2 separate regions of the Homo sapiens genome follow, and region 1 is linked to region 2. Evidence: chromatin loops called from intact Hi-C (ENCODE). Cell type or tissue: GM12878. All regions are shown on one strand. Links, peaks and the distances in the headings refer to the core of each region. The heading gives the core; the rest is flanking DNA.

Region 1 (10,764 bases), core at 1,522-9,521, 180 kb after region 2:
TTATTTTTCTTCTGGTTTCTCATTATTTTATTCTCCACCTAAACTTCCTGCTTGCCCTTCACTAGTACTATCTCAACCTTTCCCTCCATAAATAAATTTAAAAAGTGAAATTTTATACCTAACCAAGCATAATTCAGCAATTGACTTCGTGTTTCCATTGGACATGACACAAGGCCTTCTCTTATCTATCATGATGAACAGTCAAACGGTATAACCAAGCGAAAATTTTATTAACTATAATTCTCTAGTAGCAAGCATAGGCATCATTCATCATAACTACCATTTTATTAGGGTACAATAAAGGATATATCTTGAAGTATCTTCTCAATGCTCAACAAAGATTAAATTATGAGTTTTAGTGTTAAGTGTATTTTATCACATTCTAATCCTTTGAAAAGGGGACTCAGAAGAGATGGCAACTTTCTAATAACTAAGCTTTCTTATTAACTGGACTGCTCTATTCCTCAATTACGCAAGTTAACAGATGACTCCCCTGTAAATTAAAAAGAAAATAAAAAAAACTAGACACCTCATATGGTATTTTTCTTCTTTATGTTTAGTGATAGTTAAGTAGAACTCCTGCTATTGCTCAATACACAGAACACTCATTAAATCAGCAGATGAGTAAAATGCAAAGTGAACCAAAATGCCAGTTACTGTGTTGCTGCGGGGCAGCATCAGAAGCCTGCAGTCTGAAGCATATGCTCCCAATTCTCAGATTTCTATAGCAGCATCTGAGAGAACACACAAGAAAAGAGGGAGGTTTCTTTGCTTTTGCCTATATTGGCCAGTATTCTCACATTTAGAATGCTTGATACCATAAGGTATAGTCGGCCAAATAGTTTGGTAGAAATGTTACAGACAGATCTGAAACAAATGATTCACTTAAAGTGCCTTCTATAAAGTAAATGCTGCTTAAATAATTCACTATTAATTGGACAGGTATTCTGCCTAGTAAAAACTGTGTTTGTATATTCTGTTTATCTATCTTCTTGCATTATTTGCTATTTATTTAAATCATCAATGGAGTTAAATCCAATGTGCAATTTTCCAATGTCCTGAGCCCTTCTGAAAATTGTATGCTTTGGAATGAAATTCTTCATGTGATTTCTCAAGTATTTTGAGGTAGGGTGGTTAGATGAACAACCAGAACATAACCCATTTTCAGCTGGGAGGATAGTCAAATAAACAAAAATATGTTTCTGAATGAAAGATATTCAAAGGAATACATATTACTGCATATTTTCAGTATGATTATGTAACAAGACTCCATTTCAAAGCTAACTTTTTGTTTGGATTACATGTGCAAAAAGGTCAGGGCTATGTTTTCTGTAGGAATTTTTACTTTTGCTTATTTGGAAGCAGTTAAAGGGCCAGAAATCCTGGCTATTTAGAGGCCTCTGTAAAGATGAAAACACATAAACACATTTAACAATAAATATTTGTATTTTAAATATAGGCATATTTTTGCTATACTATAGCTATTTCCTTCACTGCAAACCACTGGTTTAAGATTTCCTTTAATAATGAAGATATATTTCTAAAGAAATATATCTAGATAATCTATAAAATGGTTTTTAAATTGTTTCATAAATTGTAAAACAAATTGGCTGTCAACATGGAGAAACTCTCAATAGCCCAGGAAAACTCAGGCTTAAAAAGTTTCAAGGTTTCCTGGAACTTTCAATGTTTTCTGAAAATTTTCATCTCCAAATGTGCTCAATGTTAATAATTTTAGAGTCTAAAAATTGTGGCTGATCCTAAATATAAAACTAATTGACAACGACAATCTGGTTTCACTCATGGTAGACCTATTCTGGACCATTCAGAAAGTGATGAGGGACCCAAGGGGCAGATCCACAATTACCTTCCCTTACTTGGCCTTACTGGTCACTAAGCCTTTCCTAAAACCAAAGCTGCAAACAGTGCAACTGAAGTTTGAACTCCATTTCCTTCCACTCCTGCCCTACTTATTAGGTTGCACAGAAACAATAAAAGACCAAATGAGTTATAGCAGGACTGCTCTTACTTGAGAGGTAAGGGTATATTTATTTATAGTCCAGGGTCAAAGCTACTTCCTTAGATTGTGACCATCTTAAGAACAAAAAGTATCTAATCCAGTGTGAAATATAATGGTTCATACCTAGTACCATTAACTAATTAAAAACAGAAAGGAAAGACTGCAAATTTTTGATGATGAAGAAACCAAAGGTTCCCTGAAACTCTCAGTTTGAACCAAGGTCATTCGATATCATTAGCCAGAGTGTGGCTGAAAAGAGAAACCAGGAAGTGCTGAGTCATCGTGAGCATATGCAACATCCTCGTCAGCACTTCTGGTGCCAGATTCAAAGGTATGCGTACTTCCTTTGACCTGCTACTCTTCCATCCTTTTCTCAGTAACGCAGGGTAGGTCATGGAAAGCTAACTGCCACCAAGTTGAGAAGCAGCATGAACCCTAACAAATAACACTACTTAACACTGTCAATTCTATATGCTGGTCTCTAGATATGGCTATGAAAATAGATTGTTTGAAAATATATATGCGTGTGTATGTGTGTGTATATGTATATCATTTACTATCTGTCAGAATTAAGCCATTATACCTCTAGTTTCCAGTAAGTCAAGATAGCTTCCTCTTCAAATAAACAGCATGCCTTTGTCAGCATGCAGTTTATGTGCATTTAATTTGCCAAGCAGGTCTTACTAAAACAGTCAAATCCAAATGACCTTTGCATGACTGAAACACTTGTAGTATTAGGTAGAAAAACTATATAATAGGGGAAATAACACCCTGGAGTCAAAAGGCTTGTGGTCTAGTCCTGACTCTGCCAGCAGACAGTTGACCTTGAGCAAGTCATTTACGTTGTCTGTTTCTTTATCTGCAAGACGGGAATAACAATCCTCCCCCAGTCTCCCTCACTGCTGCTGTGAACGTAATTATATTAACAGCACTTAAGAAGTAGACAACTGTCATGACGAAAAGAAGTGATGAATTCATTACATATTTTTTAAAAAACAAAACTTCAGTCTCAGGCTAGCTTCTATGCATTTTATTAGAAACATACAATAATTTTACTGGATTTGAATGTTTAAGTTGTCACCCAGGTTGGAAGTGACATAAGAAGATAAACAGTAATAGTAAGTAGATGGGCAGAATTCAATAGTAAAGGGCTATATAAATATACTTCAAAAAAAGCAATTATAGGCCGGGTGCAGTGGCTCACGCCTGTAATCCCAGCACTTTGGGAGGCTGAGGTGGGCGGATCACGAGGTCAAGAGATTGAGACCATCCTAGCCAACATGGCGAAACCCCATCTAAAAATACAACAATTAGCTGGGCATGGTGGTGCGTGCCTGTAGTCCCAGCTACTCAGGAGGGTGAGGCAGGAGAATTGCTTGAACCCAGGAGGCGGAGGTTGCAGTGAGCCGAGATCGCGCCCGGTGACAGAATGAGAACCCCCCCAGCGCCAAAGAAAAAAAAAGGCAATTATATAGGAGAAATATCAAAATAATACTTTATTGAGAGAAAGAAAATTTGAAGTAACATAAATAATCAGTACCCAGCATTTTCTCATAGAATTTCCACAGGTCTCCAGCATTGCTTTCTGCAGTATTTTACTCATTGGACATTCTTCAGCTATATAAATAAGCATTGTGAACGAGCCTGGGATTCAACTACAGTTATAATGTTGTATCTACTAGAAATCCTGAGTGCTCAAACCCCAATGTAGCAGGGTACTTTAGGCAAACATCGTTTTAGTCCCTTCACCATCCTTGTACACTGAGACACGTGGCTGAAAATATTTACGCCCTCCTTACCGTGTGTAAAAACAAAATGAAAAGATTCTTTCTTGGCCTTTGACTCTCAGAAGGAAGAACAAACTGGGGTGGCTTCGAGTGAACAGTCTTGAGATTAAATGTGGAAATAATTATAGCACTTGAAGATGGCAGAAGGTGGCATTCAAGATGACAGTGTAACTCCATCTAATAGCAACCATTTGTTGAACAGCTCCTATGTCCGTAGTACCTATGCCTTGCCCTTGCAACTACTACCTGATATAATGTCACACTTAACCAGAGAAAAAGTAGGCAGACTTGAGAGATTCCTAATGGACTTAATCATTTTGTCCAAGAGAATGAGAGATGCACATAATATTAGAATTTGAAGATTTTGTCAAGTTCTGCCACCAATCCTATTAACAAAACCACCCCCCTACAAAATATTCTGAAGGAGAGGAATAAGTAAGGCAACTAAGTACTTGACAAGTATCAAACACTTAAAAGGGCGAGGCGCAGCAGCTCATGTCTGTAATCCCAGCACTTTGGGAGGCTAAGGCTGGAGGATCATGAGGTCAGGAGTTCGAGATCAGCCTGACCAACACTGTGAAACCCTGTCTCTACTAAAAATACAAAAATTAGCTATGTGCCTGTAATCCCAGCTACTCAGGAGGCTGAGGCAGGAGAATCGCTTGAACTTGGGAGGTGGAGATTGCAATCAGCCAAGATGGTGCCATTGCACTCTGGCCTGAGCAACAGAGTGAGACTCCAACTCAAAAAAACAAAACAAAACAAAACAAAACACTTAAAAGGTACCTAACTTCAGAGACATCACTTAATATGTGTCCTAATTTTACAAATGAAGACATTGAAGCTTAGAGGTAGGAAGCATAATGGGGTTAAGACACATAGTCATGTGGCAGAACTGGAATGTGAACCCACATTTGACCTCCTCTCTTAGGTAATCAATAATATCCAATAATCAATAAGTAATAGTGTTTGTTATTTCTGAGGCCCATGTGTAGCTTCAGACTTTTAATTTAAATTTTCTCATTCAATTTTTTTTTTTTTTGAGACAGGGTCTTGCTCTGTCTCCCAGGTTGGGGTCAAGTGGTGTGATCATGGCTCACTGCAGCCTCAAACTCCTAGGCTCAAGCCTTGATCTTCCCACCTCAGCCTCCAGAGTAGCCGGGACCAGAGGTGAGTGCCACTATACCTGGCTAAATTTTAGGAAATATTTTTTGTAGAAATGAGGTCTCACTACGTTGCCCAGGCTGGTCTCAAATTCCTGGCCTCAAGCAATCCTCCCACCTCAGCCTCCCAAGGTGCTGGGATTACACACATGAGCCACTGTGCCTGGCCCACACTCAAACTTTTTAAGATGACAGCACAGTACCTTTCACAAGGATATCATATATTGAATTACTGAGCTGTGGTTCAAAAGTTTGTTCATGGTTTACCGTACAGACATTAACCACTGCTCAATCATTTCTAAAAACATATATAAAGTTGATGCCAATTCACAATCACCAGAATTTATTTTTAATTGTCATACTAATTTGGTGATCAGACCCTCTTCTATGTCAGAAACAAAGGGCATATATGTGAGTTGACTGCAGCCTTCTGACAAGGAGCAATTTTCTTCTAAGTAAGTTACAACTAAATTCCCAGCCTTGGTCTGTACACCCATGATCTAACAACTTTTTTTGCCTTTCTCAACAGTGGCCAAGAAAATATATGCAATTCATAGTAATTCATGATTTGGGATTTTATTTCTATGTAAAATGGGATAATTTTTAAGGACCCTGAAGTCCTTTAAATCACAAATCACTTTAGGGTAGCAGTCTATTCCTGCCAGAATTCGTTTACTGGAATTACAAAGTAAATAACCGTGAAAAGAAGATGGAGGTGAAAATCAAGGTTGTAGAGAATTTGAGAGGGAAACAGAAAGGGAATCATACTGCTTGCTTTTAAAAAAAAAATGCACCAAAGCTTTCTTCATTCAAGCAGTTGGTTTTGTTCCCTAACTGGTCCCCCACATATCTAAGTGCAATGAGTACATTCCCAACTCCTACTGCCAAGTTAAAATGAAAACGTTCTCAGTCTAGAAATGATTGAGGTGGTTTTCTTTAATCAAATTAGAGCAGCCAAATGTTCCTTTCAAAGGTAACTGTCTACTCTGCAGCTGTATGCAAACTACCACATCAAATGTGAGGGAAAAAATAGCGATAGAATTGTGTCCTTACAGTACAGAGCTAGCTGCAGAGATGGAGAAACAAAAGCATTTGTACAGTTAAGAATTACATTCACAGTGAGCTTCCAGAAATATGCTGACTTCACAAACTGTGAACAATGTATTGAAACTTCCAGTACATAATTAGCTATTTTGGGGAGGGGAGGAACATGGGGGGAAATGCCCCCTTAAAAACGGCTAAGCAGCAATAGATACCTTGAGTCATTTACCCTCCCAACCAAAGTTTCTCAATGAGAAACATTAAAAGACTGGCTGAGACTTCATAGGAAAAAAAAGTCTCATAGACCTTGCTTTTTCACTTCCTGTCTCCATCAAAAACACACCACAGTGAGTAAACTTGAGTATCCCGCAAGCTTCAATTAAGCTTGTAATGATTCATTTGCATGCAGAATTTATTCTTTTAAATAATCAGACATGGGAATTTCCTGCAAAGAATTAATTCATAGTGGGCTTATTTTTTCAGTTTGTTTCCCTTAAGAAAAATCAATTGGCTAACATTCCCAATATGATGTCAAATTAGCTTTTCTATGTTACAATTTATATCAGCTGTTGGTTTCAGGGATGGTATATCAACAGTATGAAAACCTAGAAGATGACAATGAATTTATATAGCCAGGTGCAATCAGCAACAGAAGAATGAAACAATGTTCTTTCTTCAATTATGGATCCTCTCCAGATGGTTATACTGTCCTCTAAATTAAGGAATGTGGAATAAATAGGGGAAAAGTATATCTCATGTGATCCCAATATTTCTCCAGAGCAGCTGTTCTTAAACTTTTTTGCTTCTGGTGAAATTAGCAGACAACTTCCTTGGTTCACATGCCCTTTGACATTACCCAAATTTAAGAACTGCTGCATAACAAAAACTTCCCGCAGGTAATAAGCAATTCTTGGGCTGCAGCCCTTCTGCTCCCAACCAGGAAAGCAAACTGAATTGCAAAAAAAAAAAAAAAAAAAAGACATTTTGATTATTCAAAAATTTATTTTAAGAAGTGTAATCAGACTTCCAGTTCAAAATGGTGGACCTATCACAAATATTTGCCTCCATTCTTTCTCAGTAAAAGAAATAAACCCATAATTACAAAAGGGCGTCCCACATACACAAAAAGGAGAGAATTTAGTAAATTTGCTGGGTGACTGAAAATAAACAGAAATAAGGTGATGGAAGAAGTCACCAAAGAGATAGTAGTCTCCAAAGTGAAGAACATATAATCAGGAGATGTATTAAGAAAATATCTTCTATTTTTAGGTATTTTGTACCCCTTCATTTCAAAATCATTATTTTTATTAAATATATAATAATATATCTGTATATGTACATAATTTTTATAATTCAGTGAATATCAGTGACATGCTCAAATATTTTTACTAGAAGGGAGGCCACTGCCCTAGAACAAGCCATGAGGGCACCGTGGAGGAAGCAGAAGCTGGACTACGAGTCAACAGGTGCAATGGAAAAAGGGAGGAAGAAGGGCAGCCATTTTCTTCCCACATTCAGGGGAGTCAACTAAATGTCTGTATATAGGGTAACTGCACCAGTTAGCATTCCTATTGCCATCCCTGTACCTAAGATCTTGGAGTAAACCATTTCTTATTGTGACATTTGAGAGTTTTTCCACATCCTGACAGCCATTTTTCCAGCCACCCAAAAGTAAAGCCTGTGAAGCATACTCCCATCCCAAGATTCCTATGCCAAACAAGTCTCCCAAAAATTTTACTCAGAAATGAGAGCCAGCAGGGAGGAAAAGATCCTATTTAATAGTCTTACTAGCTAACCAGTCTTTATAAAAACTAATGGACATACAAGGCAGTAAGGGAGCAAGAAGGTCCAGACTTCTTACCTGCCAGAAACAACTAGAAACTAGATAAACATATGAAACAACTGCTTTCAGATATTGGACTATAGGTAGTAGAGGACTGTGATCCCTGAGAGAGGGGAAGCAAATGAGGTGAGCCCTAGATTGCCCTAGCTTTCTGTTTGGAGGCAATTTCCAGACCACAGGTACAGGAAGGAGGAACCTCAGAGTTCTGTAAATTCTGTAGTCTTGCCCAGCTGGGTAGGCAGAGATCAGAGTTGAGAAGACAAGGAGGCCAAAGTGGCTAAAATTTGGAAGACACAATACTGAAGAAGAGCTCCAGAAATCTACATGGGGTCTATTGAGTCCCTGGCTGAATATTAAGCTACACATGTGGAACTGCATGAAGTCAAGAAAGGTCAGCTTCTGAGAAAAGATCACCAAGGAGTTGTAAGATGAATGATTCCAGAGCTCACAGAGGGCAGAAAATGTTTCAAACTCCTTACCAGCCAAAGAAGAGAGACTACAAAAGAGTAATGTCTTAGTAGGGCTAAACTAGCCTGGAAGCAAAGCCTACATACACTAGATCCTCTCCCCAACAACAAAAGAGACAAACTAAAAATAAGCCTTGGAAGTATAAAACTGAACCACACATAACTTTACTGCCTGCCAGAACAAAATCCAATTCTCTTTAAAGGAGTAGAACAAAATCCAGCAGTTGACAATGTCATAGTCACAATGTTTGGCATCCAATAACACATTATTAGACATGCAGCCATACAGAACATGACCCATAAGCAGGAGAAAAATCAGTCAATAGAAATAGACTCAGAAATGACAGAACTTATGGAATAGCAGACAAAGAAATTAAATAAACTATTATAAACACTACAAAAATGCCCAAGGCCTTAAAGGAAAACATGGACACAGTGAGGAGAAAATTGGAAATATATAAATAAAAAATCAAATGGAACAAGTACCAAGATAAGCTATATGTTGGACCAAAGCAAGTGTTACTATCTTTAAAAAGTATTAGAATCATACAGAATTGTTCTCTGATCACAACAGAATTAGACAGAAAGAAATTAGAAAAATCCCTTACATGTTTGGAAATTTAAGAATCCATGGATTAAAGAATATATAACTAAAAATGGCTTAAAATAACCCAAATTGAATGAAAATTAAGCCACAACATATTCAAATTTGTGGGAAGATGCATATATTTGAAGATCCAAGCTTCTATTTTAAGAAGCTAAAACTAAGAACAAATTAAACCCAATGTAAGTAGGAAAAGAAGATAAAAACAAAATAAGTATCAAGAGACCACAGACAAACAGAAGTGAAAATTAATGAAACAAAAAACTGGATTATCATCAATAAAACTGACAAAACTCTATCTGTATGTCAAGATAAAAAGAGGAAAATGCAAATTACCAATATCAGGAATAAAAGAGTGGACATCACTACATATTCTACAGACATTAAAAAAGATAAGGAGTTAAAGAATCTATACCAATAAACTACCACCCCCCCAAAAAAACCCTAGGATAGACAAATCCCTTGAAAAATACAAAATTATAAAAGGTGATCTAACCTATAAGGTCTCATATCTATTAAGAAAATATAATTTGTAGTTAATAACCTACTCAAAAATAAATGCTAGGCCCAGATGACTTCATTAGTAAATTCTGTTAAATGTTTAAGAAAGAAAGAATGCCAATCCTACACAAAATCTTTCAGAAAATAGAAGAGGAAGAAACACTTCTCAACTCGTTTTATGAAGCCAGCATTACCTCAGAACAAAAATCAGAGTTATTATAAAAAAAATTATAGGCCAATATCATTCATGAATATTCTTAACAAAATTTTAGCAATATATAAAAAGGCTACATCATGACCAAGTAGGGTTTATCCCAGGAATGTGAGCTTGGTTTAACTTTCAAAATTCAATCAGTATAATTCACAGCACAATAACAGAGTTTTTAAAAAAATAATCAATTCAATTCTTCAGAAAAAACACTGACAAAATTCAGTACCCAATCATGAAAAACTCTCTAAGCAAACTAGGAATATAAGGGAACTTCATCAATCTGATAAAGGACACCTAGGAAAACTTACAGCTAACATCATACTTTAGGGCAAAAGTCTGAATAGTTTTCTCCTTATTATTGGGAACAAGCCAAAAACATCTGCTCTCACCACTTTTATTTGACATTTTTCTAGAGGTTCTAGCCAGGGCAAAAAAAGAAAGGAAAAGAAATAAAAGACATATATATATATAGGGGGGAAAGTACAACTGTCTATTCTCAGATGATGTGTCTGTGTATGTAAAAAAACTAAAATTTACAAAGAAGCTACCAGACTAATAAGGGAGTTTTTCAGATCACAAGACACAAGGTCACTATACAAAAAAGACTATAGCTCTCAATGACAAACACTTAAAAAGAAAAAACAATGCCTTTTACAATAACATCCAAAAACATTAAATGCAAAGAGATAAATTTAATAAAATGCAAGCAAGGGCATTACACTAAAAGCTACAAAACTCTGATGAGAGAAATTAAAGACCTAAATAAATGAAGAGATACACCATGTTCGTGATCAGAAGTCAGTGTCAATATCTATGCCTTCGCCCTAATTAATAGAGATTAAATGCTATCCCAATAGGAGAATTTTTGTGTTAACTAACAAGCTGACTCTAAAATTTATATGAAAATACAAAAGAAGAGCAACAACAATTTTGAAAAACAAGAACAAAGCTGGAAAATGTATACTACCTGATTAAGACCTATACATTATAGTAATCAAAGTATGACATTGGCAAAAGGATAGATATATAGATCAATGCAAAAGAACAAAGAGTCTAAAAACAGGCCCAAATGTATATGCTCAACTAATGTTTAGCAAAGCTGCCAAGGTAATTCAAAATGAAGAAAG
Region 2 (10,764 bases), core at 1,908-9,907:
AGGTGTATCTGCAGAGGTACATATATACGATTAGATGTATACACACCAAGAGCCAACTCCAAATCCAATTTATATTGTTGTATCTGTTTATGCTTTAATCTGCCTGTGGCACCAGACAATATCTGCCTGCAAATAATGTGTATTTAAAAACTGGGGCTGGCTGACAATTATTCTCCTATATCCAAAACCTTGCGAAAACCTTCACAGAAGCAGCAAGAGGCAAGCAGGATAGGAACTTTGCCCTCCAGTGCTTGCTTCAGCCAGGTATGAAGGCTAGGGATGGTCTCCCTGGAAGACAAAGAAAGAGAAGTGTTGAGAAAAAGTGTAGCAAAGGCAAAACGGTATAGGATTAAGGAGAGTGGGGAGGGGAAAGACGCACTTGAAGTAAAACCGGTCCAGAAAGGGAGAAGGGCTGGTGGGAAAGAGCACGGAAAAAAACAATTTAAAGCCCAAGTAATGACAAGGAAAGACCGTGGCAGAAAGAAGAATCTGAGACGAAGTTCCGTCACAGAGACCCAGACTGATAGGAAAAAACCTCTGCCAGGGAAGGGAGGTGCCACTTAGAGGAAAGACTTGTGTCTCTAACACAAGTTAGAGAGTGTGCTGGCATCCCTGTCCATAGGAGGGACTATGAGTCTGGTAATTTCCTTAAAAATAAATAGCTGAATTAATTTTTCCTTGTTACCGATGTGAATAATTTATTTATCCACAGAGGGCTCATATTTACTGGACTATGAGTAACTTCCTCTAGAGAAAGAGATGGAGAGAAAGAAAGAGAGGGAGAGCAGAGGGACAAACCCTACCATTTTTCAACTCAAAATTGAGGATTAAAATTAAACTAGAACTCACCAAACTACTTCAGATTTCTGAAACATTACAAAACTCATAAATTAATATATTTACTGAGTCAACTTTACATATGACTAAAATAAGACTAAGCGGTCGTTGAGATGAAAAAGTCATTTCTAATCACTATGACAAAAATTGAATGGGTATCTCCCATTTCCAAGAAATAGTTACTTCTCTGAAATATTCAAATAATTTCATTTTTATTCTCCCAGTGTCATCTCTCCCTGCCTTAGTCTACTCAGGCTGCAATAATGGAGTACTGCAAACTGGGTGGCTTAAACAACAGAAATTAATTTTCTTGTGGTTCTGTAGGGTGGAAAGCCTGAGATCAGGGTGCTAGCATGGTAACTCAACAATGTAGGGTTCTGGTAAGATCCCTCTTCCTGGCTTGTACCTGCCTTCTTGCTATGCACTCACGTGGCTAGAGAGAGGGTATGCTCTTTGGTGTCTCTTCTTATAATGGCACTAATCCAATCATGGGAGCCCCATCCTCATGACCTCATTTAATCCTAATAATCTCCCAAAAGCCCCATCTCCAAATAGCATCACATTGGGGGTTAGGGCTTCAATGTAAGAATTTTGGGAGGGACACAAACATTCAGTCAGTAACACGTCCTTCTTCATATTAATGAATGTAATATATCTTCCATAATTTTAAAATTAAAAAGCTGGGCTGGCACATTCTTGTCTACTATAGCAGCAATAAATGTGATTTGTCTTTCTGTGACTAGGATCCAACTCTTCATTTTATATACTTTTTGATATTTTTTCTTGCCAAATTACATTATTTATTTATTTATTTATTTATTTATTTCCCTTCCAAAGCCTCCCTTATCTCTTGCTCTCCAATCACACTGTTCAGGGGGATTCTTAAGGCTGGGAAAGAAATGATGATGTATTTAGCACTTTCCAAGGGCTGGGTTCCTAATGCATTATTGCATTTTAATTCTCACTCTAACCATGAAGTTAGGCGACTAGCAAGTACTGAAAAACTTTGCAAATGAAAGAAAGTTTTAGAACCAGGAAAATAAATCTGAGTCAAACTTCGGAAGCTATAATTCACAAGGGTGAAGACTTTATATTAGTATTATTAAAAAATTGGAGGCAAGTCAAGGATATGGTACCCCCATGGAATCACTCCTGTCACTATGGGCTTCTTTAATAGTCAGATATCGCAGGCTCAACACTCCGGGGAATACTGTCTTCTGTCTCTTCATATAACCACAGAGCTTGGATAACCCTTCTGCTCCCTTGTGGAAATTCTAGCTTTAATACTCACTATAGTTTAAATTGGGCTTAGCATTGAAAAACTTTAATGACAACATGCTGGAAGGTCATTTGGAGCAAGGGTGATGGTGTGGTGTGGAGACAGAATAGATGATTAGAGACGATCAGGGACACCTGGCAAAATGAGTGCCACTGATTAATTAGTGAGGCTCTGATTATTAACTGGGCTCAGGGCTTATCAATTGCCTTCACTCTGCAGCAGAACTCTGAACTAGAGATATCACTCGACCAAATTAGAACCTCACCATACCACATAATAAACTTATTCTGTCTCACAACTCCCAGTCTTGCTTTATACTGTGCCTTCCTGGGAGAGAAGGAAAAGCTTTACCAGGGAATTCGTTCATGAGTAGGAACCTTAGCACTGTTGTTCTTCAATACCTGGTCATTTGGGTAGGAGAGGGCCCAGGAATAGGGTAACCAACGAGCCCAGTTTGCCCAAGATTGTCCCAGTGTCAGTACTGAAAATGCTGTGTCCTGGGAAACCTCTCTGTCCCAGGCAAACTGGGATGGTTGGTCACCCTATCCAGGAGACTCAGAGCAAGAGGCTGTAGAAGACAGAATTTTTTAAAAAAATTAAGTTCTTTGTTATTTCAGTGGGGCAGGCTGTTTAAAAAAATCAAATGAGCATACCTCAAAACAATCAGAATGAAAGTGGTCCAGACAGACAGGTTTTATTCTCTTTTTTCCTAATAACTCACTGCTACTGTGTAATAAGGGACTAGACTGGGGGGAGTCCCCTCCTCATACCACAATTCAAGATGTTATTTCTCTCTTTCAGTAAATGACTTCGTAAAACTATACGCACCTTGCCTCTTTTGCAGGGAAAGAGCATTGCCTATGGTTAGGTCTACATGGTTAAATTAATAGTCTGCAGGAAGTGCTGGATCTAAGGAGGCAACCACAACTAGGGGGTCACTGGGGTGGAGCTACCTACACATATAGGATGACAAGGAGATTTCATCCAGTCTGGTTGGTAGCGATAGGCTGTAAGCTGGGTTGAGAATGATTCTGAAGTGCTGTGTAGGTGGAGCAAGAGAGAGTGCTACATTAATCAGTAACACACACCTCTGAAAATGAACTAGCTAAGTGAGTCAAGTTTTCTCTCATGATAGGCTGACTTCAAAGCAACATTGATACAAGGAATAAAAATTAGAAAATACAAAAGTAAGTCTGTCTAATAGAGACATTTCAACAGCAAATACTACATACATTACGGTAACTAAAATGTGGCTCTCAAAACTACTTCTTACTTTTAACCTCTGAATCCACTGGTTTTGTCTTCAATACAACATTTTTTGCCAAAGGGAGTCTTATGGGCTCTGTTGTGGGTGTGTCTTTGAGTATATAATTATCATCACCTCTATGCTCACACACCTTTCTCTTGCAAAAACTCTAATATTGACATCAGCCGGATGTCAGCAAAATGACATCTTTCTGAGGCTGAAGGTTTTCATGTTGCCTTTGGGGGAAAATAATCACTAGACATTTTCTGAAATGGAAGTGTCTGTTGGCTGAAGTGGCTTCTTTAAAAAGAAAAAAAGAAGCTTTGCTCAAAATGGAACCAAAAGTATCAGTCATAAAGCATTACAAATGATCTAAAAATATTCTCAAATTGGATTCAATCATTGGTTAAAAATAGTCCAAACACTGAAAGACTGATTTTCTCATTTTTTCCTTAAAAAATTATAATGTGCTCAACATATAAATAAGGGCTCTGGCCCTTGAATGTCAGTGATGTTGTCTACCAGTGTCTAGTATTGTGAGTTTAGTGTGGTGATTAATCAACAAAAGCTAGCATTTATTTTATCAGAATAAAATTTTACTGGCCCAACAGCAAGTTTAACTTTTTCAAAAAGCTTATTTACTGAATTTATATTTTGAATGATTCATCATGGGTACTGTTAAAAATAACAAATTATTGCATACCTATATCAAAACATCTCATGTACCCCATATATATCTACTATGTATCCACAAAAATTAAAAATAAAAAATTTAAAAAGTAACAGATTATCTTGATTATAAAATATATACGCATTGTGGAAAATTTGGAAAATAGAGTAAATAGATGAAAATAAATTACACAGCATCACTTCCATTCTTTTCTCTTTTTATATACAAATGGATATGATGGTATCTCTAAAGATCTTTTTTTTTTTTTTTTTTTTTTTCCAAACAAGCTAAGATGGCACCAATCCCAGGGCAGGATCTGAGTCTTGACTATAGTCCTTAGTTTTGAACAAGTACAGGGTGACAAGAAAGTGCATAACAAAGCTATGACTGAATAAAACTCAAATCTTGGTGAAGAAAAGAAATCAAGGACACATTAAAAAAACTATGGGTACACACATTTTCACTTCTTAGTTTATATCTTATGGCAGGGAGCAGGAGTAATCTTTTCTTTTTCCTTTATGAATGGTAAAGACAACTGGTATCCTGTCTGAATATAATATGCCTATCCAGCACACTTTGGGTAGAATCCAATGATGTGTGATAACTCAACAATTTGGTACAGGAAACAGAGCCCACAACATTCCTCAGAAATTTCACAGACAATCTAGACAGAACAGACCTATTTGAATAGGGTTTTTTGTTCAGTAATATTTGAAGGATGCAATTTTTCACGGTGGACACATTGGGTTTGTGACAGATGCAAATTCAGATATGAATAAAACACAATTAAATGATTCAGACTCTTGAACTGTGCTTCCACAGACCTGATTTCTGCATGGGCCAAACAAAGGAAAGTTGGTGTTTGACAACTGTGGATGACTCATCAGAGGAAGTTCTTACCATGTGGATGTGCTTGTTGAAATAAAGCTGGTTAACAAAGCTAGCCTTTTTTTTTTTTTTTTCCCTCTGTGGGCCAGCGAGGGTTTCATTTTAGGAAATGGAAGTGTCAATGTGGACAAACTGTTCTGAAGTATTTATAGCATAATGTAATGTGTTAGTTTCCTTAAACTGCCTTTGGACAAAGAATATGTGAATGGAAAATAAGATCTGAATTTCTAATACTGTCTTGTGTCATCTGAACTGTATTATGAGTATAAAATGATTTAGCACTGTGATATGTACACAGTGTGATAGGAATGTAGTGTAGCTACAGTGGGGTGTGCTAGTGGCTTTCCAATTAATTTTAAGAGCTCTTTTATTCATTAAGGATATTACACCTTTGTCATATTCATTCATTTTCTCCAAGATTATCACATGCTTTTTAACTTGGCAGTGTTTTTATTTTCTGATGAACAAAAGTTTTCAATTTTTATATAATCAAATATATTAGTATTTTTGTTTGTGACTTCTTAATGCTTTGAAAATATATCTCCATTCTAGGGTCACAGATACTTCCTATAGTTTCTTTATTCTTTTATGGCTTCACTTTTAATATGTAACTCTTTAAGCCATCTGTCATTTGCTCTGTGGTGAGGAATAGTGAGAATCTAATCAGGTTACCATTTTTCCCCCATGAAATTGACCAATTACCCTATTCTCATTTGTTGCATATGCCGTTCTGTCCTCCCAGATTTGTGATTTATGATAAATTGCATCACTTCCTAAATTAGGGTTTCAAGTCTCATTCTCTATTCTGTTCCATTAATGTCTGTCACTTCTGCTGGTACCACATTATTTTTATTACTGTAGTTGCATAATGTATTTTAGTGCTTGGTAGCAGGAGTTTCTCTTCATAACTTTTTTTTTTTGGTAACAAAAAATTCTTGGCTATTTTCACCAGTTTAACTCTTCCAAATGCATTTCAGGAAATCCCACTGGAATTCTGACTGGAGTTGCATAAACCTATGAATTAATTTGGAAACCTTTTATATCCTTACAACTATTCAATCTTCCTGTTCAGGAAAATGGAATATTTAATATCTTTCTAATAATCAAATATTCTCTATATCTAGGAAAGTCATTTTTATGTATCTCAATCAAGTTTTATAGTTTTCTTGATATGGGTTCTACACATTGACTTACATCCATCTACATTTTTGATTTTTATACTGGGAATGAGATGGAGCTGCTGCTAACTCTGGAGAAACTTACTGCTGATCTTTTATCTTTGGACATGATCCTGACTGTTCTCCTAAGTGATGGATTATCTTAGATTTGAAAAGTATAGGAAGTAAAGGACAAGAGGGACATGTGGGGGGATGTAGTAGAGTCTGTTTTATATTCATAGTGAGAAGACTCTGAACCTCCCAGGAGGGCTCTAAAGGTTAAAAAACATGCAACCAAAAGCACCGAGGATTAGTAAAAAGAAATAATGTGCAGTAAGTGCTCAGAGGGATGACTCATTGCATTGGATCATCTTTGGGAAACCACCTACTAAGCAGAATTTAGCAGCTAAAGCGTTATTTTTGGTGCACAGTTTATTGCTACTTCCTCTTGGGAAAAAAAGATTAATCCTAGCTCCCTAAAACACTTAAGAATGGTCACCCTGGCAAACCGGCCTGTCAGGTAACAATGTTGTTTCCAGATCAGGGCAGTGTTAGGTTCCCTGTAGGGATTTCTTCAGAACAAGGGAGAAGCACTTTACCACATGTTATGGAAAGGAGTATAGACCAGGAGACAGAAGATCCAGCTCTTAGTGCTGGCTCTGTAACTGATTAACAAATAAATCCCAGAGTGCAGGCAGGCCACTTAATCTCTGCTCATCTGCTAAAAAACAGATATCACAGCTTCTGTCGTACTCCATATCATGGAAGAAAATAACACAAAATAATAAACCATGTGAATGAAGCAGTTAAAACTGCTGAGAAATAAAATTAACCTGCTCAGTAAAAGTAAGGCTACCAATCAAGAACAAATAGAATGAACTGTTACTCGTTCCAAAGTTATTTATTTTTGCTTAATACTGTATTTCCTTCTCCTTTTTCTCTGTCCTGTGGTTTCTTTTCCTTGTTTCATTATGACTAAATATGCAAGGAAAATTCAATGCTGTTATTTTGGTCCTATCTTTGGCCCAAATCTCTAGATTTAATTTACCCATGATACCGTGCTGTGCTATTTAAAAAGATCACTAAGAAAACTTTATAGATGATGAAGTTAGGAAAATGACAAATAAGGGGATAAATGCGTTTCCTTATTTAGGTGAGGACTATGGCTGAGAAGATTCTGTAACTTAGACATAGTCAGGGACGTGATAAGAGCAGGAGCTGTAATCAGTTTTGCTAATCATGATTTCTAAACAATACTATTTTATCAAGTATTTAAATGCAATCTATCCGTAGCACATTTAAAAAAAAGTTATAAGAAATATTTTTAAATTTGTTATTATTATTATTTTTTGAGACAAGATCTCATTCTGTTGCCCAGGCTGGGGTGCAGTGAAGTGATCTCAGCTTGCTGAAGCCTCCATTTTCTGGGTCAATCATTCACCCACCTCAGCCTCCTGAGTAGCTGGGACCACAGGGGCATGCCACCACACCAGGCTAATTTTTGTATTTTTTGTTTTGTAGAGACAGGGTTTTGCCATGTTGCTCAGGCTGGTTTCGAACTCCTGAGCTCAAGCGATCTGCTGCCTTAGCCTCGCAAAGTGCTGGGATTACAGGCGTGCACCACTGTGCCCAGCCAACACAAATATTAAGGTCAACTTCTGGTTTCAGTACAAACTATTTAGTTTATTTATGAAGCAAATGAACTTACAAGAATGAGAAGGCTGAGGGGATATGATTATATATAAGATCCATTTGCATTATACATTCTCTAGAGAGGTACAACTCTCTGTCATATTTTTGATTTTATAACTATAAGAGAAAAATATCACCGGCAAAGGCTTTATGTCACTCATAAGAAATGAAACAGCATTTGATAAAAAACAGCATGTACAGGAATAAATAATTACATTTTGGTAAAAATATATGTTAAAAAAGATAAAATATTTATGAAATATGTTTTCTTCTTCCCCTGAGACGGAGTGCCCAGGCTGGAGTGCAGTGGCGCAATCTTGGCTCACTGCAACTTCTGCCTCCTGGGTTCAAGCGATTCTCCTGCCTCAGCCTCCCAAGTAGCTGGGATTACAGGCATGCGCCACCATGCTGACTAATTTTTGTATTTTTAGTGGAGATGGGGTTTTGCCATGTTAGCCAGGCTGGTCTCGAACTCCTGACCTCAGGTGATCTGCCCACCTCGGCCTCCCAAAGTGCTGGGATTTAGGTGTGTGAACCACTGCGCCCAGCCCGATTGTATTTTCCTAAATGAAAACTTCAAAAATTTTGCTGGTATATTGCTTTTTAATATGAAAGTGCAATAAAAGTTGTTAAAAATGCAGCCACATGTTGCTACACTTACGGTTTTAGAAAGAGATGAATATGTAGACATAAAACAAAAGCCTTGGGAGGTATTTCTTCTATACTGTACTTAAGACTATGTGGCCACAGAGGGCTGCCAGGTTTTACAGACCTACGGGTTAAATAGCAACTGACTGTTTTACTCAAAAACTCCTTTTGAATTTAGAAAACAATTTAGTCAGATTTTGGAATATTAAGCAAATAAATGTCTACTTCCAATATAAAGTTTAATTACTGACCAGTTAGACTTCTTGATCATCACTCGTAGTCTTGGCATTGTAACTGAGGGACACATTTTCCTTGAAAATGAAATTCAGATTCTTTCAAACTATAAAATAACTTCTGATCACTTTTGGCTAGATAAAAATCCTGAATGAATTTTAAGGAAATATGTAAGAGAATTTCACCTTAAGATCATTATTTTTAAGAAATTAAGTAGATAAAAACCAGTGTGACCTAAAAAGTGTTGAGTAAATAACTTTTCTTCAACATCAACAGCTAATAATAATAATAAATTCAATTTACTGAACACTTATTACAGGAAAGGGGCTGCTTTGCTTTGTTTCACATATGTTGTCTCATTTACTCCTAATAACACTCTGCTAAGTAAATATCATTATCCTCATTTCAAAGGGAGAAACTGAGACTTAGGTTAAGTCAAGATCAAATATCAAATTTAAAAACTCAACATCTACTATGCAATAACAGCCAACGACAAGGCCAATGGTATACATACAAGGTGATTACCATGTTTTGGGGAAGCAGGAAAAAAGAGAACGCTGAGATAAATTTCAAAATTTGATCACTTGCTGAAAGGCATTAAAAAAAAATGAAAGTTTGTGCTGTGTTCATTTATCCCATCTAATTAAGTAGGGCCCTTTAAAGCTTACAAAGCATTATGAGTAAAAGTATTTAACGTATTACAAATAACATGTTGGTATAATTTGTTAATAGACATTGTATGCATTGCTCATAAAATGCACCTTCAGATGGTATAATTTTAGCTCATAACTAATGTATACTTTGGATTACTGTGGTTTTGCATGCTAAAAAATTTAAAAGACATTTTCATTTTCTTTATATGGAAATTTATAAATTTTCCAAAAGATATAGAAAATAAACTTTTAGTATATCTTTGGCATTATTTTTATTAACATCAGTATATTTTGAAAATAAATGATGTATTTCAAAAGATGAACCTGGAAGTAGGAAGGCCTTGATACCAGGGAGGAGGCTGCAGGCTGAGCATGGAGCAGAGTGACTCTGCCAAGCCAATCCCATGTCCCACAATTGAACAACGTTTCACTGTCTCATGTCTTACTGACCCACTCATTTGAGGCTGAACTTTTTTGGTACCTTTACCCACTCATTTGGGAGTTCTGCCAATGCCCAGATAGAAGGATGCTTCAGAGCAAATCGGGGTCTGCCTCACTGAGTCTTGCTTTGTGCCTGCTCTGACAGGTAGCAGGACAACACACCCTGTGTTGACCCTCCAGACTGGGCAGGAACCTCAGTCCAGGTCTGCCATTGACCGGCTGTGACCCTCGTGGGCAACACTAACTGACTCAGAGTCTCTTTAGTCTATTCCAGAGTGGGTTCCTTGAATGCCTTGAAGGAACATCACTTACCTACTAAATTATAATAAAAATGTCCTCAAATTAAATATGTCTTCTTCACTAGTGCTTGAAGATGTCTTTTGACCCCCCCAGAGTTAAACATTGGATGCCAATGATATGCTGAAAATTACTAACTTTTGCTTTTCCAGGAGAACCACCATATCTCATCAGATCTAAGATGTCACCAGTTGACTGCAATTCACATTTTGATTTTTAGAAATAAATGTGAAAAAAATGTAGATCTTAGAAACACTGCAATGTGGTAGAATAGTTGGCAAAATAGCAATTTTCTTGTTGGGGGGTGATGAAATGCTTCAGCTACACTGTGTTCAGATTCTCCTGATGTTATCCTGGGACTTATATCATCTGCTTCTTTATGGATCCACTTAATATTTCATTCAATGAATACAGATTTACTGAAAATATTTTCTCAAAATATTAAAAAAAATCTTGGCGCTTTGGTGAACACACGTAGAAAACCTGCCTCCTTAAAGTTCTTGAAATAAAGAAAGTACATATGAGATAGATTCTTTGCTAAGCACTTCTGAGTTACAATGAGTTATTTCTTGATAACCAATGAACAATAGCGACATTATTAAACGTTTGTTCTGCAAAAGGCAGTAAAAAGGACTATGGGGTAAACTCTTTTGACGTAACTTGGTGACCAGATCCTTAGGTTCTTTTGCATATTAGTGGTCTGAGGAGCATGTTAGGAGACT

The links. Peaks named below come from ENCODE experiments on the same cell type or tissue, not always from the same donor. Only the 100,000 strongest peaks of a DNase experiment are listed, where the experiment ranks them.
Region 1: a loop joins it to region 2, with 6 times the contacts of the local background. A loop is called at or near these places in 3 of 110 quality-filtered maps.

Annotation. Positions count from the first base shown.
Region 1 is chr7:92,807,587-92,818,350 of GRCh38, forward strand. All of the region lies in intron 2 of CDK6 (cyclin dependent kinase 6), which reads right to left. Among named protein-coding and RNA genes, the nearest start is that of CDK6-AS1, 24 kb to the right of the region's middle. RefSeq lists enhancers at 1,796-2,995, 1,984-2,033, 2,224-2,368, 2,484-2,593 and a cis regulatory region at 2,291-2,301. In GM12878, for the core only: no CTCF peak of the experiment used is centred there; DNase peaks (open chromatin) are centred at 2,285, 6,105 and 8,015; H3K4me3 peaks cover 2,165 bases; H3K27ac peaks cover 5,291 bases.
Region 2 is chr7:92,628,647-92,639,410 of GRCh38, forward strand. All of the region lies in intron 5 of CDK6 (cyclin dependent kinase 6), which reads right to left. LOC112268009 (a long non-coding RNA gene) reads right to left here. Exons shown (of 2, transcript XR_002956577.2): 2 at 9,560-10,764. Among named protein-coding and RNA genes, the nearest start is that of FAM133B, 44 kb to the left of the region's middle. RefSeq lists enhancers at 3,415-3,504, 3,615-3,664. In GM12878, for the core only: no CTCF peak of the experiment used is centred there; a DNase peak (open chromatin) is centred at 2,945; H3K4me3 peaks cover 1,883 bases; H3K27ac peaks cover 4,861 bases.